6 separate regions of the Homo sapiens genome follow, and all the other regions are linked to region 6. Evidence: chromatin contacts called from ENCODE Hi-C or POLR2A ChIA-PET data. All regions are on one chromosome and are shown on one strand. The core of a region is the stretch at or near the end of the contact, and the rest is flanking DNA. Distances in the headings are between cores, read along the strand shown.

Evidence for each region. A loop is a pair of places that touch in the nucleus more often than their neighbours do. ChIA-PET counts read pairs that join two places held with the same protein, here RNA polymerase II (POLR2A). Pooled maps may share reads with other maps.
Region 1: a loop to region 6 is called in a map with no recorded cell type, with 15 times the contacts of the local background. The contact joins the promoter of LRRC27 here to the promoter of ADAM8 in region 6. A Hi-C loop is called at or near these places in 1 of 168 maps with a recorded cell type or tissue (B cell), 14 of 37 single-sample maps with no recorded cell type and 13 of 50 pooled maps.
Region 2: a loop to region 6 is called in a pooled map, with 8 times the contacts of the local background. The contact joins the promoter of LINC02870 here to the promoter of ADAM8 in region 6. A Hi-C loop is called at or near these places in 1 of 37 single-sample maps with no recorded cell type and 9 of 50 pooled maps. POLR2A ChIA-PET finds 5 or more read pairs at or near these places in 1 of 52 experiments (RWPE1).
Region 3: a loop to region 6 is called in a pooled map, with 5 times the contacts of the local background. The contact joins the enhancer-like site here to the promoter of ADAM8 in region 6. A Hi-C loop is called at or near these places in 3 of 37 single-sample maps with no recorded cell type and 1 of 50 pooled maps. POLR2A ChIA-PET finds 5 or more read pairs at or near these places in 1 of 52 experiments (WTC11).
Region 4: a pooled map shows a loop between it and region 6 (8-fold over the local background). The contact joins the enhancer-like site here to the promoter of ADAM8 in region 6. A Hi-C loop is called at or near these places in 5 of 37 single-sample maps with no recorded cell type and 5 of 50 pooled maps.
Region 5: a loop to region 6 is called in a pooled map, with 7 times the contacts of the local background. The contact joins the promoter of STK32C here to the promoter of ADAM8 in region 6. A Hi-C loop is called at or near these places in 2 of 168 maps with a recorded cell type or tissue (CD4-positive, alpha-beta T cell and CD8-positive, alpha-beta T cell), 1 of 37 single-sample maps with no recorded cell type and 15 of 50 pooled maps.

The regions. Positions count from the first base shown.
Region 1 is chr10:132,329,723-132,333,624 of GRCh38, forward strand. LRRC27 (leucine rich repeat containing 27) reads left to right here and starts at 2,471. Exons shown (of 11, transcript NM_030626.3): 1 at 2,471-2,534; 2 at 3,755-3,902. The coding sequence starts at 3,803. It also overlaps a transcript of STK32C not described here. RefSeq lists an enhancer at 1,754-2,288 and a silencer at 2,173-2,292.
Region 2 is chr10:132,442,935-132,446,478 of GRCh38, forward strand. LINC02870 (long intergenic non-protein coding RNA 2870) reads left to right here and starts at 2,255. Exons shown (of 3, transcript NR_149317.1): 1 at 2,255-2,344; 2 at 2,762-2,845. LINC03068 (long intergenic non-protein coding RNA 3068) reads right to left here and starts at 2,048. Exons shown (of 3, transcript NR_184030.1): 1 at 1,838-2,048. RefSeq lists silencers at 795-844, 945-994.
Region 3 is chr10:132,419,730-132,423,627 of GRCh38, forward strand. No RefSeq gene overlaps it. Among named protein-coding and RNA genes, the nearest start is that of LINC03068, 23 kb to the right of the region's middle. RefSeq lists enhancers at 1-399, 2,210-3,113 and silencers at 1,523-1,572, 1,603-1,662, 1,693-1,752. Within about 2 kb of position 1,907, at least 33 of the 41 ENCODE cell types and tissues checked have a DNase peak (open chromatin) inside an H3K27ac peak, as active enhancers do.
Region 4 is chr10:132,570,389-132,573,807 of GRCh38, forward strand. All of the region lies in intron 1 of INPP5A (inositol polyphosphate-5-phosphatase A), which reads left to right. Among named protein-coding and RNA genes, the nearest start is that of INPP5A, 34 kb to the left of the region's middle. RefSeq lists enhancers at 1-718, 1,188-1,327, 1,488-2,257, 1,828-1,977, 1,988-2,037 and 2 more. Within about 2 kb of position 1,668, at least 20 of the 41 ENCODE cell types and tissues checked have a DNase peak (open chromatin) inside an H3K27ac peak, as active enhancers do.
Region 5 is chr10:132,305,717-132,309,257 of GRCh38, forward strand. STK32C (serine/threonine kinase 32C) reads right to left here and starts at 2,234. Exons shown (of 12, transcript NM_173575.4): 1 at 1,856-2,234. The coding sequence starts at 2,117. RefSeq lists a silencer at 2,058-2,707 and enhancers at 2,960-3,504, 3,505-3,541.
Region 6 is chr10:133,275,319-133,278,784 of GRCh38, forward strand. It overlaps ADAM8 (ADAM metallopeptidase domain 8), which reads right to left and starts at 1,550. Exons shown (of 23, transcript NM_001109.5): 1 at 1,454-1,550; 2 at 166-269. The coding sequence starts at 1,499. TUBGCP2 (tubulin gamma complex component 2) reads right to left here. Exons shown (of 18, transcript NM_006659.4): 18 at 3,317-3,466. RefSeq lists enhancers at 993-1,640, 2,955-3,004 and a silencer at 1,240-1,799.

The DNA.
Region 1 (3,902 bases), core at 1,221-3,720, 940 kb before region 6:
GAGATCCAGAACAAGAATTATGTCAGGGTGCAGAGGTGCCACGGGAGGACAGATGGCCGGGAAGGGCTGGGAACTGAAACTTAGCTATCTCAGGTGAGAAGACACGGCCAGCGCCAGGCAACACAGCCAAACCAACTTATACTCAGAAATACCACAGCGAAATTTCAGAACAAAGACATGAAAAGAGAAGATAGATTTCCTTCATGGAAGTAGCAATGCCACGGGCAGCAAACTTCTCGGCAGGGTAGCAGCAGTCGCTGCCCGGAGGAAGGTCCTAAAATCAAGACAGGAAATGACTCAACAAGGAACGCGGCACCAGCTCCACAGCCACTCAATAATCAGATCAACACGAACACTTCATTCGTTCCTACGTTGGGAGGCTCACCCAAGAATACTTGCCAAAAGGCTACCAATGGATACAATCTGGCTGGGCAAAAACTGAGCACAGTAAAGGGCAAAACATGCTCGTACATACAATTAACTACTGACTACAAAAATTAATGTAGCATGAAAAATGTGAAACAAAAACCTGAGGCAACAATAACAAGCAAGAGGGAATACGCTCAAATGGTTAGTAAATGTTTTATTTGTGAAAAGAGATACTGGAATGCTGAAACTTGTTAGAAATAGCATCGTGCTGAAATCTTCCATCCCCTTCGCCACTCACGGCAACACCCATGTCACTCCTCATTCTCTCCTTGCTCTGCCCGGGTGGCTGGCCTCCCCACGCTCCTGAGAAGGTACTGGTTGTGCTTTCAGCTTCCTGATTGGTAGATAGTTGGGTATGTACGAAAACTTTTTTTTTGAGACAGGGTCTCGCTGTCACCGAAGCTGACATTAAGTGGCACAATCATAACTCACTGCAGCCTCAAAATCCTAGGTTCAAGCGATCCTCTTGCCTCACCCTCCCACACAGCTGGAACTACAGGTGTGTGCCACCACACCCAGCATTTTTTTTTTTTTTTTTTTTTAATTTTTGTAGAGACTGGGTTGCCCAGGCTGGTCTCCAACTCCTGGCCTCAAGCGATCTTCCCACCCTGGCCTCCCAAAGTGCTAGGGTTACAGGCGTGAGCCATCGTGTCCGGCCTAAAAAACATTTCTTACTGTGATCTCTTCACAAAAATAAAACGTAAATCCCCTCAAAGTGGATAGTCGTTTCTCCACATAATTATGTCGTTTCCTTTAAAAAGTGGAATCAGGCCGGGCACGGTGGCTCATGCCTGTAATCCCAGCACTTTGGGAGGCCGAGGGGGGCGGATCATGAGGTCAGGAGATCGAGACCAGCCTGGCCAACATGATGAAACCCCGTCTCTACTAAAAATACAAAAATTAGCTGGACGTGGTGGCGCGCGCCTGTAGTCCCAGCTACTGGGGAGGCTGAGGCAGGAGAATTGCTTGAACCTGGGAGGCGGAGGTCGCAGTGGGCCGAGATCGCGCTACTGCACTCCAGCCTGGGAGACAAAGCAAGACTCCACCTCAAAAAAAAAAAAAAAAAAAAAAAAGTGAAATCATGGCAGACTCCAGCTAAACTGTCCGGGTTTCCAGAGTGTTTCTGGGTGGGACAGAGGGTGCTACTTTTCATTATCAGTTGGATCCTGGAATGAAGGTGCACGGGACTCCAGGGTTCCACAGGACCACGCGAGCACCTCCCCTCCCGCCCGGTGTCATTTCATCTTCTTCCAAATTCTCAAAACCCTTCCTCAGGACACTCACTGCGTTTCCTCGCCCCCCTCACTCCTCCGTCCAGAGGCAGCCTTACTTCTCCAAAGAGGACGCTCTGAGTCTGCGTTCCCCTGGCAGCAAGTCCTGAGGCAAGATTTGGGGACAAGCAGCTCCTGTGGGAAGTGGCTCCAGGAAGCCCCAGGAGAGACGCGGGGAGTGAGCCCAGCGGGAAGGACAGGCAGCGAGGACCGCTCCAAAGGTGGTGCCTCAGCAGCAATTCTTTTCTGCTCGGCTGTCCTCGAGCAGCCCCGCCCGCCCCGGGCCCTCCGGCTCCCCAGACGGCACTTAGCATCCCGCTCTCTTCCTTCCCCTCTGTGCCAGGCCGGTCGCCCCTCCAGACCCTCGCGGTCTCTACTTGCCCGTCGACCACCACCCCTTCAAGGCCGCGGGCGCGGAAAAACGGATGCTACCGTTGGCCGCGTGCGTGCGCAGGCGCACCACCCCCTGCCACCCCCGCGCAGGCGCACCACAACCCCCCCACCGCAAGCGCAACCCCCCGCCCCAGCGCAGGCGCACCACACCCCGCCCCCTCCCGGGCAGGCGCACCACACCCGACCCCCTGCCGCGCAGGGGCACCCACACCCCGCCCCCGCACGCAGGCACAAACCCCCACAACACGCACACCCCCGCGCGCAGGCGCACCACACCCCTCGCGCAGGCGCATCACAGACACACTCGCGCTCAGCGTGGCGCCTGCGGGATTCCGTACCGGCGTCTCCATGGCGACCGCGTTGGCTGGGTGGCCTCCATTGTCGGGCTGCTGCTCTCAGCGGCGGGGCTCGCCAGCGCTTCAGTGGGCGGGGACGCGGCAGGTGAGACGGGGCGGGTACGGCCAGCTCGCTGAGCCCTCGAGGCGGGCGGCGGCAGGAAGGTGGTGCCTCGGCCCGTCGTGCCCTGTCGCCTAGCTCCAGCCGCGATGCTGACCGCAAAGGCTGCCCTTCTGAGGCCTGGAATGTGAGGCCCAGAGCGTCGGACCCAACTCAGCCTCGCCCGGATGGGGAAATCGAGGCAGGGAGCGGGGGTGGGCGTGCGTGGGGATCCCTTGAAGGCAGCCTCGGAAACCCCACGGAGCCTGCGCTGCCTGGGCCCTGTGTGAGTCCAGGCTGTTGTTTCACTTCTGGTTTTAAGATACTTTCCCTGTTCTGAGGTTTGAAGCCTCCCCTCCTCTGTTTTAAGTTCCGTGATTCGGAGAAAACAAGTGAACTGACCGTGAAAAAGCCCGCGGGCTTCCATGGAATGCAGGCTGCCTGGGGTTGAACCCTGCTGGGTCCCGGTGTCGCCTCTACCCCCCAATTAACTGCGCCCCTGGAACAGTTCCCTAACTGATCTGCGCCTCATATGCCAATCATTGGGCTGTTGAGTGACTTGAATTAGGTGAACTGATGCATTCCAACGTTGATTCTTATTGCCGAATAAATTGTTTGGAAATTGCAAGTGGAAGTGTGCCTCGCTGAATGAGATTTTGGTGAACAATACTTCTGAGTAAAAGTGTTGCTGGACAACGAAAATTCGAGATTAATTTAACAGGTTTTTCCCCGGTGCTTAACTGGGTGTAAGCCAGACTTAGTTCTGGTCACTGGGTCAAAATGGTAAACAAAAGACAGGCTTCCTGGCCTCAAGAAACTAAAAACATAGTTCAAATGGCACAGAACCACACCAGAGGTAAGAAACAGTGCAAATTTCCACCCGCCCCTAGTCATTTCATGGAAGCGTTGCAGTTGATTTACAGGCTTTGAAATGTTCCGATCTGTTTACATCCCTAAAATGATCATTACTATTGTGCGCCTTTGCGTTTTCCAGGAGTTAAATCTTGGAACTCCATTGTACAAAGTGAGAGCAGAGAATTTTAATCTGAACCTCTTTGTATTCCTTTTTTTTTTTTTTACATGTTTAAAAGTCAAATTTTTGCTACTGCTTAGGAAAAATGATAGCTTTTAAAGCAAGTTACATTACAGTAGATCTGCCACACAGCTATTCTGTTTTGCCTCGGTATAATTAGTTGCTTCTACGTTTCCCTTTCCCGTGTCTCCAGGTGACTCCAGACCAAGGAGGATGAGCTGCTGTCCCTGGAAGAGAACGGATGGAGGGAAGCAGCTCCTACGAAGTTCCCTCTGTGGCTGCTGCTGATCTGGAGGAGGGTGCTGGTCAGACTAGGAGCTTGCCTGCCACCCCCTCCAAAG
Region 2 (3,544 bases), core at 1,005-3,504, 830 kb before region 6:
CAGGGGACGGTGCCACCCTCACCTCTGCCTTCTTGCCTCTGCTCTGCCTGGCCCATGGCTCTGTAGGCCTCCGTCCTCTAAGGACTCAAATTTTTTAATATAAAAATAAGTTGCAGGCCGGGTGTGGTGGCTCACACCTGTAATCCCAGCACTTTGGGAGGCCGAGGTGGGCAGATTACCTGAGGTCAGGAGTTCAAGACCAGACTGGCCAATATGGTGAAACCCTATCTCTACTAAAAACACAAAAATTAGCTGGACATGGTGGGGGACGCCTTTAGTCCCAGCTACTTGGGAGGCTGAGGTAGGAGAATTCCTTGAGCCCAGGAGACGGAGGTTGCAGTGAGCTGAGATCGTGCCACTGCACTCCAGCCTGGGCAACAGAGTGAGACTCTGTCTCAAATAAAATAAAATAAGGCCAGGTGCGGTGGCTCACGCCTGTAATCCCAGCACCTTGGGAGGCCAAGGCAGGTGGATCACGAGGTCAAGAGACTGAGACCATCCTGGCTAACACGGTGAAACCCCATCTCTACTAAAAATACAAAAAATTAGCCAGGCGTGGTGGCGGGCGCCTGTAGTCCCAGCTACTCGGGAGGCTGAGGCAGGAGAATGGCGTGAACCCGGGAGGCGGAGCTTGCAGTGAGCCGAGATCACGCCACTGCACTCCAGCCTGGGCGACAGAGCGAGACTCCGTCTCCAAAATAAATAAATAAATAAAATAAAATAAAATAAAAAGTTGCAGTGTCAGCAATGAGTTAGCTCTTTAATGGGGGCTTTTTTAAATGAATATTTCTCAGCTGTTGGTGAGCTCAGCTGAGGGAGGGCGGGCGCCACGGGTCCCTGACTCAGACCTGACTGTGGGGCTGGGACACGACTGCCCCTAGTGGGAGCAAGGCCCAACGGTTGGGGGGTGCCCAGCGCCCAGCCAGCAGCTGGGGTGTCTGTGGGGGCTCCCCCATCGCCCTCCCCTCCCCCTTCCCTTCCTTCCCTCTCCTCTCAACCCCCACTCCCCTCACACCTTCCCCTCCCCCTCACTCCTCTCCCCTCTCCTCAGGGCTCCCTGGCTTCCTGCCTCACCCTTCCCCTCCCCCCACTCCCCTTCCTCAGGGCTCCCTCCCCTCACTCCCTCCCCACTCACTCCCTCTCCCCTTCCTCAGGGCTCCCCGCCTCACTCCCTCCCTGCTCACTCCCCTCCCCTTCCTCAGGGCTCCCCACCCCCCCACTCCTCCTCCCCTCTCCTCAGGGCTCCCCCCCTCACTCCCACTCACTCTCCTCCCCTCTCCTCAGGGCTCCCTCCCTCCTCACTCCCTCCCCGCTCACTCCCCTCCCCTTCCTCAGGGCTCCCTCCCCCCTCACTCCCTCCCCCGCTCGCTCACTCCCTCTCGCCTCTCCTCAGGGCTCCCCGGCTTCCTGCCTCTCTGAATTCCTCCTCCAGACCCTCAAGGCTCCCTGCTCATTCCCTCTGGGGTCCTGAGGTCTCCAAGGGCCACTCTGGCTTCCCCCCTGCAGACCCACCCTCCTAGGGGAACAGGGTGACCCCACACAGACACTGATGGGACAAGAGAACCAGCCCTGCAGAAAGCCTCCAGGTGAGGCTGACAGTGCTGGTCCTGTGACGGGGAAGCAGGTGAGAGCCATCTCTGGCCTCAAGGCTGATCAGCAGCCCCCAAGGTGTCCTCTGCAGAGAGGGCCAGCCTCAGGCCTGCCACCCCGTAGACCACAGGGACCTGTCCTGAGATTCCTCCATTTCTGAGCACCAGCCTAGGAAATGATGGAGGGTCTGGCCCCCAGGCCCAGACCCCCAGGCCCCCTGCCCCCGTCTAGGTCCCCAGGTACTTGCAGAAAAGAAGGGGTGAGCACAGCCTTCTGTAAGGGGGCGCCCGAGTCCTGGCCAAGGTGGCCGCCCACCCTGGGGCTCCAAGGTCCAGGCAGCCACCTCTTCGGTCTCTGCCCTTAATGTGGGGCAGAGTGGCAGGTCAGAGCCCCGGCCCTGGCCCCGGCCCCAGCCCCAGCTCCTCCTCAGCCACAGGGGCATCTCCAATTCCTGAAATAATTCAGTTCCCTCTCCTGGGCACCTCTAGAGCCCAGCTGGGCCCAGGGTGTGTTCTGCAGTTGTGGGGGTGGGGGGGAGGATTTTGCAACCCTACCCTCTCTGCAGGGTACCTCCGGTGGCTCTGGCCTCTGGGCCCCATGCTGTGCCAGACACACAGAGAGGCTCAGCCAGTTATTTCCAAGAGGCCAGGCAGGCAGGAGAGGCCCAGGATCTGCCAGGACTGGGAAGGGAGGCAGGAGGCTTCTCTGGGTATAAAGCAGCTGAAATGTGGAGTTTCCTCCCAGGAGCTGAGAGGTAGCTGCAGGGCGAGCCCTGGGGGAAGTGTGCAGCCGCTGGAGCTCCGTCCTGGGCAGGGGTGGTCACGGCTTGAGGATGGCAAGGGCTGATGCCTTGTTTGCTTTTAAAATTGTTGCTATTTGCTGTAGTTCCCCTGTTATTCCTAAACTCTCAGGAAGCACCTACTGGCCTCAAGGTAGTCTCGCTTATGGGGCTGGGGATGAAGAAGAGTGGGGTGTGCAGGTGGGCAGAGCTCCAGCGGCAGGAGGCTGAGGGCGGGCTGGGGAGTAGCAGCAGGGGATGGGCACGAGGCCCCTTCGGTCCTCCTGCAGCTGTTTTAATGTGGCGTTTTGGAAAGAGCCGCACCCCGTGGGTGCCTATGGGAAGGAGGCGTCTTAGTCACATGCCCCTAACGATTGCGGCGTTTCTCTACAGCGTGTCCATGGGCCCAGTGCCTGGCGTGTCCTCCCTGGGAGCTTGCTGGACGCATGACCAGGATTCTGGGAGGGCAGAGGACAGGTGGGTCCTGGTGGTAGGTCAGCTGCTGAGTTTCCCTATGACGTTTGTTCCGCTGGTGCCCAGAGCCCCTTCAAGGTGTCCATCATCAGGGGAGAAGTGGCGCCACAAACTGCCTTTTAACCCTGGGGTCCTGCCAAGAGGTCTGGGGTGTCCTGGGGCCTGTGGCCTGGGCTGCAAGTGCAGCCAGTTCCCTCAGGGCATGGCCACCAGCCCTGGGCTCCCGTGCCCGGGTTTCCCTGCCTGCCTGGCTGGTCAGAGGAGGGAGTCCCTCTATCCACTCTGCCCCACATTAAGGGGAGAGACTGAAGAGGTGGCTGCCTGGACTGTGGAGCCCCAGGGTGGGCGGCCACCTTGGCCAGGACTCGGGCGCCCCCTTACAGAAGGCTGTGCTCACCCCTTCTTTTCTGCAAGTACCTGGGGACCTAGACGGGGGCAGGGGATGCCCAAAAGGGCCTAGACACCTTCCATGGCAGCCGCCATCACAGGGTCTGTGGGAGGGCGTGTCCTCCCTTCCGCAGGCCTGGTGGGCAGCGAGGCCGTGCAGCTGCGACCCACCCTCACATCCGGGCCGGGAGCGGACTGAGGCCCAAGGCTGAGCCTCCACTCTGGACCTGGGACGTCTGGGCAGAGGAGCCCCGTGGTGGGGCCAGGGCGAGGGCATAGGGGCCTCAGGGTGGGCCCTGGGTACCCTTGACCTGC
Region 3 (3,898 bases), core at 657-3,156, 860 kb before region 6:
CCTCAGCGGGGCTGCCCGGAGCTGGTCCTGGGCCTCTCTTGCTCTGGGTCTCCCCTGCTCTGGGTCCAGCCTCCCAAGCACCCCACCTGGCAAGACTTCCTCGCTCAGAACAGAGCCAACCCTGGCTGTCTTCCCAGGGTTTGTCGTGGAGAGGGCTCTGGCCCTTTAGCCTTCCAAGGAGCTTTCGGGGTTGGGGTACGTTTGTGACCCCAGTAGCCGCTGTGCTGGGGGCCCAGGGCAACTCCTCCGGGAGCAGGGAAGGCACTGCTGGCACCACCAGCCCCGCAGGGTCACCAGCATCCCGTCTCCACCAGGGCTGCTGCTGTCCCTCCTCTGCTGAGGCCAGCTGTTACCGTGTTCGACATGGACCAGGCCGTGTGGGAGGACACGGGGTGGCAGGTGCAGGGAGCACGGTCTGTTTTCTGTCACTCTCTGGTCCCAGCCTGAGCCCCAATCCCTACCTCTGAGGGTCACACTTCCAACCCACCCCAGACAGAGCTGGAAGCAGGGGCTGGCATGGGCGCTGGGGTAGACGCAGGGGTTGTCGTGGCCTGGCGTGGAAGAGCTGGGCTGGACGCAGTGGGTGGCGTGGCCTGGGGTGCTGCTCTCCAGCCTTCTTTCTCTTCTTCCTCTTCCTCTTGTTCTTCATCTTCCTCCTCTTGCTGCAGATCCTCCCCCAGGTGGCTCCATTTCTGCTGGTCCCATCTCCCGGAGGCCCTGCCCACAACCCCCTGCCCGCCATCTAGGGGGACCCTGGCGTGGTCCAGGAGAGGGAGTCAAGGCCTGTGTGGGGCTCCTGGGGCTGGAGTCCTGGTCTGCCTTCTGGGGACAGAGACTAGGTCGCCCTGGGCTCCAGCTCTGTGGCCTGGCTGTGTGGGCTGGGCCAGGGCCTCTGCGTCACCTCCTTGCCTGGGCTTCTCACAGTGCAAGCCCCGCAGCCTAGGCCCTGCTGGGTGGTGGTGGGATGGCTGGGGAGGGGCAAGAGCAGGTGAGGAGTCCTCACTGGGGGTGCATACTTTGCATTACAGCTGGGGAGGCTGAGACCCGGGGGGCCACAGCTGGTTCCTGGACTCCAAAGCCCAGGACCCTTCCAAATCCTGCCTGGACGGCACCGTGGCCAGGACCCCAGCCAGCACTTCCCTTTTCTGCGAGGGTTTTCTGTTTCTTTGATTATAAAATAACCCCTGTTGGTGGGGGGAAAAAATTAGCAAAATAAAGAAAAGCAAAAAAAAAAAAGAAAATTAGAATCTCCCGCAGTCTCACACCCTGTGGGCCTTTTGCGTATTTCTTCCCGGGTGAGTTTTCTGGGCATTAACAGATGTTTGCTCTGCAGACCTGGCCTTGTGTCACCCTGGAACTCTGTGCCCAGCTCACCCTTCCGTGGCTTCCTGTGGCCGGGGGCTCCCTCCCCTTCCTGCCCCAGGTCTGAGGTGCCAACGGCTGCCTGTGGCCAGGGGCATCTCCCCGTGGACACTGAGGGAGGAGCCGCGGCAGGGCTGGGCTCTCCCGCTGGGCTCCCTGCACCCTGCGGCCCCGGCCCCAGCCCCACCCCCAGCCATGGGAAGGGTGCACTCCGGAGAGGCCGACGCAGATGGGGCCCTGCCCCTGGCCTGAGCGTGGCCGTCATCTGCTCAGGAGGGTTAAGCTCCTTTGTGCCCCAAGGAGCTTCAAGCCGATCAATACCCGGCTGGAAGTAGGGGGCTGCAGCTGGGGGGGCCCCACCGCCCTGACCCCAGATGGACTTCCTGCTCCCTGCCCAGCTTCTCTGCGGGGGGAGGTCAGGTCAGTGGGCCTCCTGCTTGGCCTTTGGGGCCACCGCCCCTGGGCTCCAGCTGAGGCTGTCCCAGGGCCGGTCTCCCTTCCCGCCCCCACCCTACAGAGGCGGCCTCACCAGCCAGCCTCTGCCCCAGCAGAGTTATTTTTAGCCCCAGCCCCGCCTGCTGCTACCACGGGCCTTTTCTCCGCAGAGAGAGGCGGGTGAGGCCTGAGGGCCTCACCCAGGGCAGCCAGTTCCCCAACCACGAAGGGAGGCAGGAGAGCTTCCCTGTGCGGGCAGGCGTCGCTGACCCTCCAAGGGGCAGAGCAGTGGGGGCTTCCTTCCTTCCTGGGTGTGGCTGGGGGGAGGGGGCTGAAGGCCTGGAGCCGGAGGGGCTTGCCCTAGAGCCCCATAGCCAGGCAGGGGTCAGTGTCCACAGCTGGAGGGGCTGGAGAGGTGAGAGAGATGGTCCCAAGGGAGCTGGGAGGCCCAGGAGTGGGCCCAGTGCTCAACCCGCTGCCAGGCAGGGACAAGACCTGAGAGATGAGAGGGCGGCGGGGGTGACCCTCGGAGGGCAGAGGGCGCCAGGACGGAGAGATGAACGGGGCAGTGGGGTGACCCATGGAGACCCACAGAGAGCAGAGGGGCACCAGGATGGGGAGACGGAGGCCAGTGGGGGCTGAGGGGTCCCGGGGGAGGACTGTAAGGAGCCACATAGTGGCTGCGGTCGGCGTGGCTGGGAGACAGGGGTCCAGGAAGCCCACTGGAAGCTGCCGCCCCGGCTGTAGCTGCAGGGCTCTCTGTGGGAGCCGGGAGCTGGGTGCAGAGCTGCGTCGAGGCTGCCTGAGGCCTGGCAGCCCAGCAGGAGGGGACTTACCCCCACCCCCCCACGGAGGAGAAGGCTCTGGGGCCTGCTGGGTGCAGACGCAGCTGGGATCTGCTTTGGGGAAGAAAACCTAGGCAGGTCACCGAGGCTCTGCCCAAGCCAACGCCTGTCACCTGTCACCGAGGTGTGGGTGTCTGTCCTCCTCCCAGCCGTCCATCCCCCTCCCTCCTGGCCCCGCTCCAGCCCGCAGCCCCCATGGGAGCCCGAGAGAGGACAGTCTCAGCAGGTGGCACAGACAGATGCGGACTCCTCACTGCAGGTCACAAGGCATGTTTTCAGAGACCAGCTGCGGTGAAGATCATCCAGCCCTTGGGCCCCTGATCCGTTTGGATACAGTTTCAAGCATGAATTTCTCCTTTGGTGGTTTGCTACAAAGAGAAGAGTTCTCATGATTTCTTTGGGGTGTTCATCCTATGATTTTGGGGTGAGGATTCGTGACAGAGACAAGCAACAGGAGTCCAGGAAGCCCTCGGGGGAGACGGGAAACAAGTCTTTTTGAAAAAACAGCTTTCTTTGAGACGTAGCTCACATATCATATGATCCCTCCCCTTCCAGTGGACACGTCCATGGCTTTCAGCGTGTTTATAGATGGGCAACATCCCCACGGGCCCTTTTAGAACATTCGCTTCACCTCAGAAAGAAACCCCACAGCTTTTAGCCATCACCCTCCTCCCCAGGCCTAAGCAGTCCCTCATCTGCTTCCGTCTCTGGGGACTTCCCTGTTCTGCGTTCTGTGTGACATGTGGTTGTGTGTGATTTATGATTGTGTGTAACATGCGTTCCATTTCATCCATGTGACATGCGGTTGTGTGGGAGATATGATTGTGTGTAACATGCGTTCTGTATGATGTGCGGTTGTGTGTGAGATACAGTTGTGTGTAACACACATTCTGTATGACGTGCAGTTATGTGTAAGATACGGTGTGTAACACATGTTCCATGTGACATGTGGTTTGTGTGATTTATGATTGTAACATGCATTCCATGTGGTCCGTGTGACGTGGTTGTGTGTGATACACCATTGCATGTAACGTGTTCCGTGTGATGTGTGGTTGTGTGTGACACACCGTTGTGTGTAGCATGTGTTCTGGCAGGCGGTCGTGTGTGGCTTCCTTCGCCGAGCACAGTGCTTTCACGATGCCCCCGTGTTGGCGCGTGCCTGTGCCCCATTCCTTTCTATGCTGAATGATGCTCCCCATGTGGGTGAACATATGGTGTTTGTCCATCTGTCAGTCTGTGGACATGTGAGCTGTCTC
Region 4 (3,419 bases), core at 418-2,917, 700 kb before region 6:
CTGGGAAGCGGGAGGAGTTCGGGTGGAGCTGGAGGGTTTTCCTTCCGACGAGGTATGTGGAGTCCCTCTGCGATCCTGTCTGGGGAGGGGAGAAAGGGGTGGCAAGGCTTCTCTAGCTGTCACTGGGTCCTTGAACCCCCGCTGGCCTGGTGCTGCTGCTGGTGCTGACCACACACAGACTCATGGGAGAACTGGGCAACTTGGCCACTGAATCTTCATTGTGGGTGTTTGCTTTGAATATTTCGTTTTCAGCTCTTGTGTTTCTAAGTACCAAAACACTTTTTTTTTTTTGTAAGAATTCCAGTGCACCAACAATAAAACCAAGGGACCAACTGAGCCATTTGGAAGTGGTGGCTGGGGACACCCATACGGTGGTGACACTTCTGGGTGACTGGCTGGTGCTGGGTGTTTCTGGGCTGCCAGGACAGCAGGAGGTGGGGGTGTTCTGTGCCAGTGAGCTTCGTGCTGCGATGTGGATAGAGGGCCGTCCTTCCGGCCGCTGCTGCTCTCAGGTCGCCTCTCATCGGCACAGCGGCGCATCACACGGCAGCAGCCTGCCTGGCTCTCCTGGTGGGTGGGGGCTGAGGGATGAAAACGAGGCACTCCCTCCCCACCACAGCCTACTCCCGTGGGTTCGGGGCGTTGGAACATTCTCCAAACCCCTCCTGCTGCCTGGCCAGGTCCAGCTGGGCACAGTGCACGCCCACCTGCTGGGCCCTCCTCACCGTGGGCTCCGCCCTGGGCCCTTTGGACACCTTCCCTGGCCCTGACAGCAGCTACCTGGGAATGCAGCATGAGGCAGGTGCCTTTTGCTGAATGAGGTGAACAGCAAGAGGGAGAAAAGGAGAGATCGCCTAGCAAAGCAGCGAGGCCAGAGGCTCCTGCCGAGCAGAGGAGGAGGGCCATTGGCGCAAGGACACACCCATCCCTCATCACACTGCTGGGACCTGCCTACCCTCTCTGCTGGCACGCCGGGCTCTGCCACATGGGCCTGTCTGGGCCTTGTCCTCCCCAGCTGCGGGGAAGGGCTTCTTTCAGTTCCCTTTGGGTGAACACAGAGGCCCAGCTCCTGCCGCTGTGTGTGGTTCTGGGTCACTCAGGACCACTGATAATCAAAACCACCAACTTTGGACTACACAGAGCTATTAAGGAGCTTAGCTAAATTTAAAAAAAGTGCAGCTGATATTTATGTCCTTTATGTGCCAGATAGTGCTGTAAGGATGTGGTGTGTCTCTAGGTATGTCAGCCCTGACGTTTGTGCCGTAAGGACCCGGAGTGTCTGCAGGCAGACCTGTCATCCCCGCAGCCCTGACGTGCGTGCTGTAAGGACCTCGAGTGTCTGAAGGGAGACCTATCATCTCCACAGCCCTGATGCCTGTGCTGTGTTGCTCCATTGCACAGATGGAAAGACAGGGGCTAGCGAGTGAGCAGCCAGTGTGAGGCCCTGCGGTAGCAGGTGGAGGGGGCAGGGTGTGAACTGAGCTGGGGCTGGCTCTGGCATCTGAGCTTGTTAACGACCGACTGGGCTAGAGGCAGAGTGGGCCGCACCCTGACCACCACCTCTGTCCCCCACTGCTGTGCCCCTCTGTCTCACTGTTTCCTGTGGTCCCTCCTGACTAGAAGAGACTCAGGCCTGCTGAGTAGCATGCAGCACAGGACGAGCCTGCAGAGCCCTCTTGGGACTTACACACTGGGGATTTGACAGCTCATGTCTGGCACCGCAGATAGTCTAGGAAAAGGTGACTCATCCAAGAGCCTGGCCGGAAACCCACAGGGTATTGGCCCAGGTGTGCCGAGAGGCTGGCCGGAGGGACCATTGTGATACTCAGAGGAAAACGCCTGTGGCCCATGGGGGGGCCTTCAGAAGAATGTCGGAGTTTCTCAGCTGGCAAGATGCCCCTGGTGGCAAGATGCCCCTGGTGGCAAGATGCCCCTGGTGTGGGGCCCCTCACCTGGACCAGAGGCCTTCCCTGAGCTTCTGTTTTGCAGGGAGGTGCCTGAGCTGCACAGCTTGCCTGGGAGGAGTCGTGGTTTCTGGGGGTGGGGCCTTTCGTAGGGCTGTGCTGGTGCTGTCCTGGGGGAGGGGGATGCTGAGCACGCCCGCCCGGGGCTGCTTTCCCTGGGAGGGATGCTGAGGCTGCCCAGGGCTGCTTTCCCTGTGAAGCAGCGTGACCCAGGGCTCTTGGTGGGGATGTGCCGTTTGCTCTTTTTCATGTGTCTAGCCCTTGGGAAGTGTTTTTGGTACTGCTGGTTCTCATGCTCTAGTCCTGGTAATGGGCTAGTGTGCTTGTTCTGGCTTTACTCGGTAGCGTTTATAACAGGACAGGATTCAGAGGACACTGTTGCTGAGGGAAAGTTTGTGCCACTTAACCTGGTGTTGCTTCTGGCCCTGCCTCTGCTGGGCGTCTGTCTGCAGCGTGCCTTGGAGTGTTTCCCTTGCTCTGCTGATTGCTGAAATGCAAGACCTGGGCCTCTGGAATCCCATTGAAAGAACTTGTTTAAAGAAACATCAGCTCGGTTTATTTCATACACAGCTACTTTTTGTAGATACTGAGGTTTTGTTGAGATGTTGGGGTGTACGTGCCGTGTGAGGTTTTGTTGAGATGTTGGGGTGTGCGTGCCGTGTGAGGTTTTGTTGCGATGTTGGGGTGTACGTGCCGTGTGAGGTTTTGTTGAGATGTTGGGGTGTGTGTGCTGTGTGAGGTTTTGTTGATGTTGAGGTGTGTGTGCCGTGTGAGGTTTTGTTGAGATGTTGGGGTGTGTGTGCCGTGTGAGGTTTTGTTGCGATGTTGGGGTGTACGTGCCGTGTGAGGTTTTATTGAGATGTTGGGGTGTGTGTGCTGTGTGAGGTTTTGTTGATGTTGAGGTGTGTGTGCTGTGTGAGGTTTTGTTGATGTTGGGGTGTGTGTGCTGTGTGAGGTTTTGTTGAGATGTTGGGGTGTGTGTGCTGTGTGAGGTTTTGTTGATGTTGAGGTGTGTGTGCCGTGTGAGGTTTTGTTGAGATGTTGGGGTGTGCGTGCCGTGTGAGGTTTTGTTGAGATGTTGGGGTGTACGTGCCGTGTGAGGTTTTGTTGAGATGTTGGGGTGTACGTGCCGTGTGAGGTTTTGTTGAGATGTTGGGGTGTGTGTGCTGTGTGAGGTTTTGTTGATGTTGGGTTGTGTGTGCTGTGGGAGGTTTTGTTGAGATGTTGGGGTGTGTGTGCCGTGTGAGGTTTTGTTGAGATGTTGGGGTGTGCGTGCCGTGTGAGGTTTTGTTGAGATGTTGGGGTGTGCGTGCCGTGTGAGGTTTTGTTGAGATGTTGGGGTGTACGTGCCGTGTGAGGTTTTGTTGAGATGTTGGGGTGTGCGTGCCGTGTGAGGTTTTGTTGAGATGTTGGGGTGTGTGTGCCGTGTGAGGTTTTGTTGATGTTGAGGTGTGT
Region 5 (3,541 bases), core at 984-3,483, 970 kb before region 6:
AACCCTGTGCTATGACTCCCAAGTTGTCTGTGCCCTGCCAGTGACAGGAAGAAGCGGAGGGAAGCGGTCACCGCCCAGAGATGTCCTCTGCTATTCGGGCCAGGGCCTAGTCTTGCCCTCCTGATTTCACCACACAAAGCCCAGCTGAGTCCCGGCGGGTGCTCAGTTTGGGGATGTGGCTGCATACCAAGCCATACGGAGCCAGCAGCATCCGTGGGACACCGTCAGCCGAATCTCTGCCGTCCTACTACAGGCAAATACGGTGATGCTGGGGATGTGAAAGAATTCCCAAGTCAGACCGTGAGCCCCACAGACAGACTCTGTGCTTGCTCTTTTTGCCTTTCTAGTGATCCTTGAATTCTGTGACATAACACACTGTGAACACACAGGGAAGTCTACCCTACAAAGCTGAAGGCAGCCCAGTGCCACACCACTGTCTCCACTCCCACCCCCGGAGAGCACGGTGCCGAGACCCAGAAGAGCAGCCAGCTCTTGGCTGACACCAGCAAGTGCTAAACCAGATGCGTTTCTCAGACGTTCTCTCAACCCGCAGCCAGAAACGAGAGGCAAATCTGCCTCCTGATCAGCTCCTAGTTCACTCTGGGCTTTCTTTACTTTGAATATTTATGTTAAAAACAAAAACATTTCTCAAACATTCACCATCGTGAGTTCTGCTGTCCCGAAGTTCAGGACACAGTGACGGGCCACCCTGGAGCGTGTGGGGCCTGGTGTGGCTGGGCCTTCAGCCCTCCTTCTAGGCAGCACACCATGAATCCCCGGTGCCGTCTCCCGGAGGAACGGCGGTGCACGGCCCCACACTCACCAACGCCGGCCTGAGGTCGTATTACTGTAATTTCCCATAATGCTTAAATTATTTATCGCAAGTAAATAGCCTGGCTCCTGAGCGCTGGGCTCTAAAATTTTGAAGGATCCATCATACCTCTGCACGCTATCTATAAATGAAAAATGCACATTTCAAGTATTTTAAGAAAATGTCAAAAAACATGAAATGTGTCATCAATGTACGATTTTAAATGATTTGCATGTTACCTGTAGAAAAGAGCTGTATGTCTGCATGTGACTGTATTACAGTGCCCACAGGCAGACGCGGCACCACATCTCCCTGCAGGTGATAATTCGGGGGTCCCCGGGGCCCCCTGGCACCCCGGGAGGTGTCCCTGCAGGCCTGTCCCATGTCACCTCACCTGCCTTCTCTGCTTTCTATGGCGCCCACGGCTGCACGGTCACTCAGGAGACACCAGTCCCCGGGGTTGGCGGCTTTATCTACAGGACTCAGCAGCGCACTCGTTCCTGGCAGGGCAGGTCTTTGCACAACGGCCTGGCCCTGCCTCCAGCGCACATGGGTGAGCAGAGGATGGACACCGCGCGGTCACCAAGGAGACTGAGCCTCTGAGCGGCCGGGCCCCGCCACCTGTGGGGCAGGAGCCTCACTCGCACTCGGGCGGCACAGGTGAGCGCCTCTCTAACTGCAAAGTACAAACGAGCCCGCACGTGGGCCCGAGCGGATCACGGAAAGCGGAAAGCAGGGCTGCCACGGGCGGTGGGCGGAGGCGCGCGCAAGCCCGGAGACGCCACAGCCGCGGGGGACCCTCGCCCCGAGGGCCCGGGCCCAGCCTGCTCCTCCTGCGGCGCCGCCACTAGAAACGGAGGACGCGGGCGGGCGCCCAGAACTCGCGTGGGGCCGCAGCCACCCGGCGCGAGCTTCTCCGGAAGCCGGGGCGCCCCGGGAAGCCGTCCCGGACACCGGGGGAACCCCTGCGGGAAAAAGCCGCCCAGCCGCGCCCGCCCCTGCAATAGCGCGCGGCCCCCACGTCGTCCCCGTGCCCGCACTCACCGTCCTCCTTGTCGTCAAACACCGGCCTCCGCGCGGTGGCCGCCGACATGGACGAGCCCATCCTCTTCTTCCACTTGCTCCACTGAAACAGGGGGCGCGGCTGCGAGCGGACATCGCCCGAGTCCCGGGCCCGGGGCTGGCCAGCAGCGGGCGGCGGCAGGGCCGAGGGCGCGTCGGAGCCGGCGGGGCGCGCGCGGCCGGGGGGCGGCGAGCCCGGGGACGCCGCGGCGCTGCTGCCCCTGCGCTCGGCGCCACTCCTCATCGCCGGGTCTGGGTGCGCGCGGCAGCCGGAACTCGGGGCATGGCCGGCCGGCAGGGCCGGGAGCGGCAGTGGTAGCGGGAGCGCTCGGGGCCGGCAGCGCCCGCCGTGCGCTCTTCTGGGCGGTGGAACCCGCCCCGTAGATTGCGAGCGCTGGGGGCGGGGCAGGGGCGGGGCTTCTGGAAGGGGCGGGGGCGGGGCGGAGCTCCTGGAAGGGGTCGAGGCGGAGCTGAGCGCCGGGGCGTGGCAGGTGCGGAGCTTCGGGAAGGGTAGGGGCGGGGCCGAGCCGGGGGCGGGGCAGGGGCGGGGCTAGTGCCTGGAGTGTCGCTAGGGAGTGGGTGGCCGCCACCAGTCTAGGGATGGGGGCTGTGGTTCGCCGGGACACGGGGACCACGGCTCAGACTAGACGGCGGGTACGAGAGCGAGGGAGGCAGGGAGCGTCCCCACGGGTATCCTGGGGCCCCGGAGGTCGGCGTCCCTGGCACGGGGACTGCTGTGCCCGGCACGGCGGCGGGACCTTCTCGCGGTCTCCGGGGGCCTCCCTCCCCTGCCTTCTTCGTGAAAACAGCCGGCGCGCGGGCTTCCGCCGCCCAGTGCGGGGAGCCCTAAACTCCAGCCTTCTGCTTTGCGCAGGGTGAGGCCGGGCTGCAGGCCCGGGATGCGGGCGGCGGGAATCTGCCGGGCAGAGCCCGGCTCACGGTCAGGAGGCGGCAGGCTGAGTCCAAGCGCTGCGCCAGAGGGTGGGGTGGGGCAGGGCGGGCCTGGCTGCGCGCGCGCACACGCGGGCGCCTGGGGTGGGCGCTAAGCCCTGAGCACGTGCGCCCGCGCTCTCGGGCACCCCCGTGCCATCCTCGCGACCCCCGTCCGGCCTGAGACCGCGTGCCCGAGTCGCCCAGGGTCCCCTTGTCCAGATGCGACAGGGGCCTCGGCACTCGGCGTATTTCGGAGGCCTGGGGCGCGGCTTGACCTCCGGGCACCTCTGCCCCTGCGCAGGGCCAGGCGCGACCTTGCGCGGAAAGTGCTGGGCGCCTTGGAGTGCCCTGGAGAAGGCGCGGCTCTGCATGGAGCCTCGCCGCCTGCCCCTGGCGCTTGTCACTGAAGAATCAGTTTTTGCTACCGGGCTGTTTGACTTTAGGAAGCCTTTACCTCCTTAAGTTCTGCCCTGTAACCAGGACACAAAGACGGGGTCTCTTCCTCCTCGGTGAAATCCTAGATGGGATTTCCTGCTGCCCGCCCGGACGATGAGCGGATCCCCAACATGGCTCCAAGGCCAGTGTCTCCCGCTCCCGTCCCTCCCACCGCACACAACTGTCTACCCTGTCATTCAGCCACTGTGAGCCCTGCCTCCCCACGGCCTTTGACATTCAGTGTGGCCGCCCGCCCTAACCGCCTGATGCATGAAATGTGAGCACGGGAAGTCTGTGTGG
Region 6 (3,466 bases), core at 300-2,799:
CAGTGCTGGAGGGAGGAACGGAGATGGGCCCCAGGGGGCTAGAGCTGTACAGGGCAGCCCCAGACACCCACTGGCCTCTCACCACTTTCTGTAAGCTAAAGCTCCTTTCACAAAAATAGGCTCAGGGGCCAGCCAGGGACCCTCCCCAGGCCAGCTTAGACTCACCAAGTGGGAGGGCAGAGCTCGGCGGACTCGGGGGCCTGGCAGACGCCACGGCAACACGACCTCATACTGCTCCATGAGGGCCCAGGGCCGGCTGGGGGCAATCGCTGCAGGAGGGAGGGTCAGCAGGCATGAGGGGCCGGGGGGCAGGTTTCCTTCCCAGAGGCCTCCTGGGCCCTCAGATTCTGTCTCTTGCTGGGCTTGACCCTCCCCTGGGGAACTCACCAGATAGCTCTGGGACAAAGACTCAAGTGAGGGTTCTGTGCCTAAAAGACCCCAGGAGCGCCCCCAGGCATGGCCGGTGGGCCTGTGTCCTGCAGCACCCACACACAGTGCTCAGAGACGCTGTGGGTGCCAGCGGGTGCCAGTGACTCCACAGGTCTCCAGGCTGTCTCAGATCTCTGGAGGGGCCCGAGGGCAAGGATGAACCTTCCCCCCAGGGAGGAGGACTCGGGCCGCCGACCTGCCCGTTTCCATTCTCCTCCTCCATTCTTCTGATCATCTGATCGCATCTAACTGGGGAGCAGGAAGTGCCTCCCGGAGGCTGTTCACCTCCCAAGAACTGGAAACTCCCTGGTATCCGAGAGCAGAGGGCAGGGTCCCAGCATGCAATGGGCAGGGTTTCGGAGACCACCAACCCCAGGACCCTTTGCTCCCATTAAAACACAATAGTGGACGTGTCTCCATGACCACATCTCCAACCTGGAGAGGCAGCAGGGGAGCAGCCAGCCCCTATCTGCCCAGGAAACTGGCGGGAAGCAACCCGGCCTCCAGCCTGAAGCTCCTCAGCACACCCCAGCCCAAGTCACTCCAGGAGCAGGGGTGGGATCCAGGGTCAGCAGCCCCATGTCCTCCCCCAGGCAGGAGACGGGTCCCCTCAGCCCACACCCCTGCACTCCAGGCCTCAGCTTGTCTGCCCTCCCTTCCCTCCTCGGCTAAATAGTGGGGGTGGGTAGCCCCACAGGTGAATCCCAGGAACCCAGGGCGCCTCGCGCAGCAGGTGAAGCGTCCTGCTTGGCCCGGCCCCGACCCCACTAACAAGCTCAGAGGCGGGACTTCCCTCTCACAGTTCACCTTTGAAGGTTCCCTCCGACCTCCCCGGCCTCCCCGGCCCGGGGCTCTCCACCCAGAGACCACTGTGCACCTGATGGCCCGCTCCCAGGGACCAGCCCGAAGCCGGGCCAGGGTGCGGGGTGCGAGCAGGCCAGGGGCTCGGGGTCCGCGTCGCGTCCTGCGGGGAGAGCCACCCTGCCCCGCGCTGCGCCCGGGACGGTTCCCTGGAACCACTCACCAGGCAGCATCATCGCGCCCAGCAGCCAGAGCCCGAGGCCGCGCATGGCCGGGTCGGGGAGCAGAGGCGGAGGTGACAGCCCCGCGGGACACGGTCTGGTTCCTGCGCTCCTGGCCCGAGGCTCTTTTCCGCGCGCCCCGCCCCGGCGCCCCGCAGCCAATGGGCCCCTCGGCCGGTGGGAGGGGCGGGGCGCGCGGCACCTGGGGGCGGGGTCCGTTTCCCCTCTCCCCACAATCCAGCATCCTCCCTTGCACAGGTGAGGAAACTCAGGCACAGCCTGTCCCAAGTCCGGCCAGAGCCCCGAGAGGGGGCCTCTCGAAGGACCCGGCGGCTGGAAGGAGGTGGCGCCAGGCAGGTCCTGGAGGGGAAGGGACTTGTGAGGGCCGCCTGGCGGTTTCAGGAGAGGGGGTCTCTGATTTCCTGGGGAACAGAAAGCCTCAGGCAGGGGCAAGTCATGGCTTTGTGGGCATAGGTTCAGCCCTGTGGGAAGCTCTGCCACCCTCCCCCCCAAGCCTGCGCCCCCTCCACCAGGCTGAGGCCTCACCGGAGTGGGATAGGCATGGGCCCGCAGGCGTCCAAGTGGGGAGGGGGAGCCCTAGGTGGGGGTCCCAGCCCAGGTGATGGCAGGTGCAGGGGCCGTCCCTAGCCTAAGATCCCCAGACAGCAGCTGACGCTGGCCGACGTGGACCAAAGCCTGCAGCAGCCCACCGTGGCCTGGCTCCGGCGTCTCCAGGCCTGCGGCCAAGCGTGCTTGCCCTTGGTGACCACATTCCCCGTGGTGGGCTCAGCCTCGAGGGTGCAGGTTTGGGCTGACACCACAGCTCCCCAGACGGTCCACCCAGGACCCCTCCCTGGGGCTTTCACAGCCAGGCCGCCCTCCTGGAGTGGGAACAGTGGTGGTGGCAGGAAAGGCAGCTCAGATGACCACACAGGGCGCTGCTGACAGATCACATGGGGGGGGGGGGCCTCAGGGCCTCCCTGGGGAGAGGCAGGGCAGGGCCAGCAAGGGGCTGGAGGGAGTCCTGCCTGGAGAGAGGGCACCAGGGCAGGGCGAGTCAGGGAACTGCACGGGCCTAGGGGCAGAGGACAGAGGTCAAGGGGCAGTGGCAAGAAGAGGCCGGGGCCTCGGACGTTATCCTGGGAGGACAGGGAACCCGGAGGATCTAAGCTGGCGTGAGTGATGCTGTCACATTTTGTCTCAAAGCCATTCTTACCCTAATGTGAATGGCATGAAAAGCAAGAAAGCAAGGGCTGGCACTGGGCCGCAGGTGACTTCTGCTGCCTGGGGGTGTGTCCGCTTGCCTGTGTGGCACAGGACGAGGTCCCCCAGGCTGCCGAGAGGCTCCCAGGTAGGGCTGGGGATACTGGCCTGTGCCTGAGCTCATGCAGGTGACCCTGTTATTATAGAACAATGGCCAGCTGGCAATCACACTTCCCTTCCTTGACCTCATGGTGCAAGTTACTCAACAGCAAAGTGCAAAGGCGGCACGCTGGCCACATCAGAGGCACAGCAAGGCCCCTGCCGACGCTGAGCTACCAGGGATTTATTCCTAAAAAGACAGGACCAGCTTGGGCCAGAACAGGCTCCTCCCGCGCTGAGGAAGTTCCACCCAATCCCACAGAACACAGCTCTCCTCTTCAGCAGGTGCCGGGGGGTCTGGGAGCCTGAACCCCACAGCCCTGGAGGCTTCCCTCCCCTCCTCCTATCACCACCTGCAAACCCCACTTCTCAAGGCCCAGGGCTTCCCAGACCCCAGGACACAAGATCAGGGGTTTCTGGGCCTCGGGGCCAGGCAGGAAAGCTAGCAGGCTCCTCTGCTCACCAGTCCGGCATTTGCACAACACTGAGACTGACAGCTTGGGTTGCTGATAAATGTGTTTACTCACAGGCCAGACCTGCACAGCCTGCAGACAAGGAGGAAGCGGTTTGTGGCTGGAGAGTTGGACACCCCCACCCCCACTCGGCGGTGCTCTCAGTGAGGCAGCCCCGGGTGAGAGCTGCCCACAACCCTT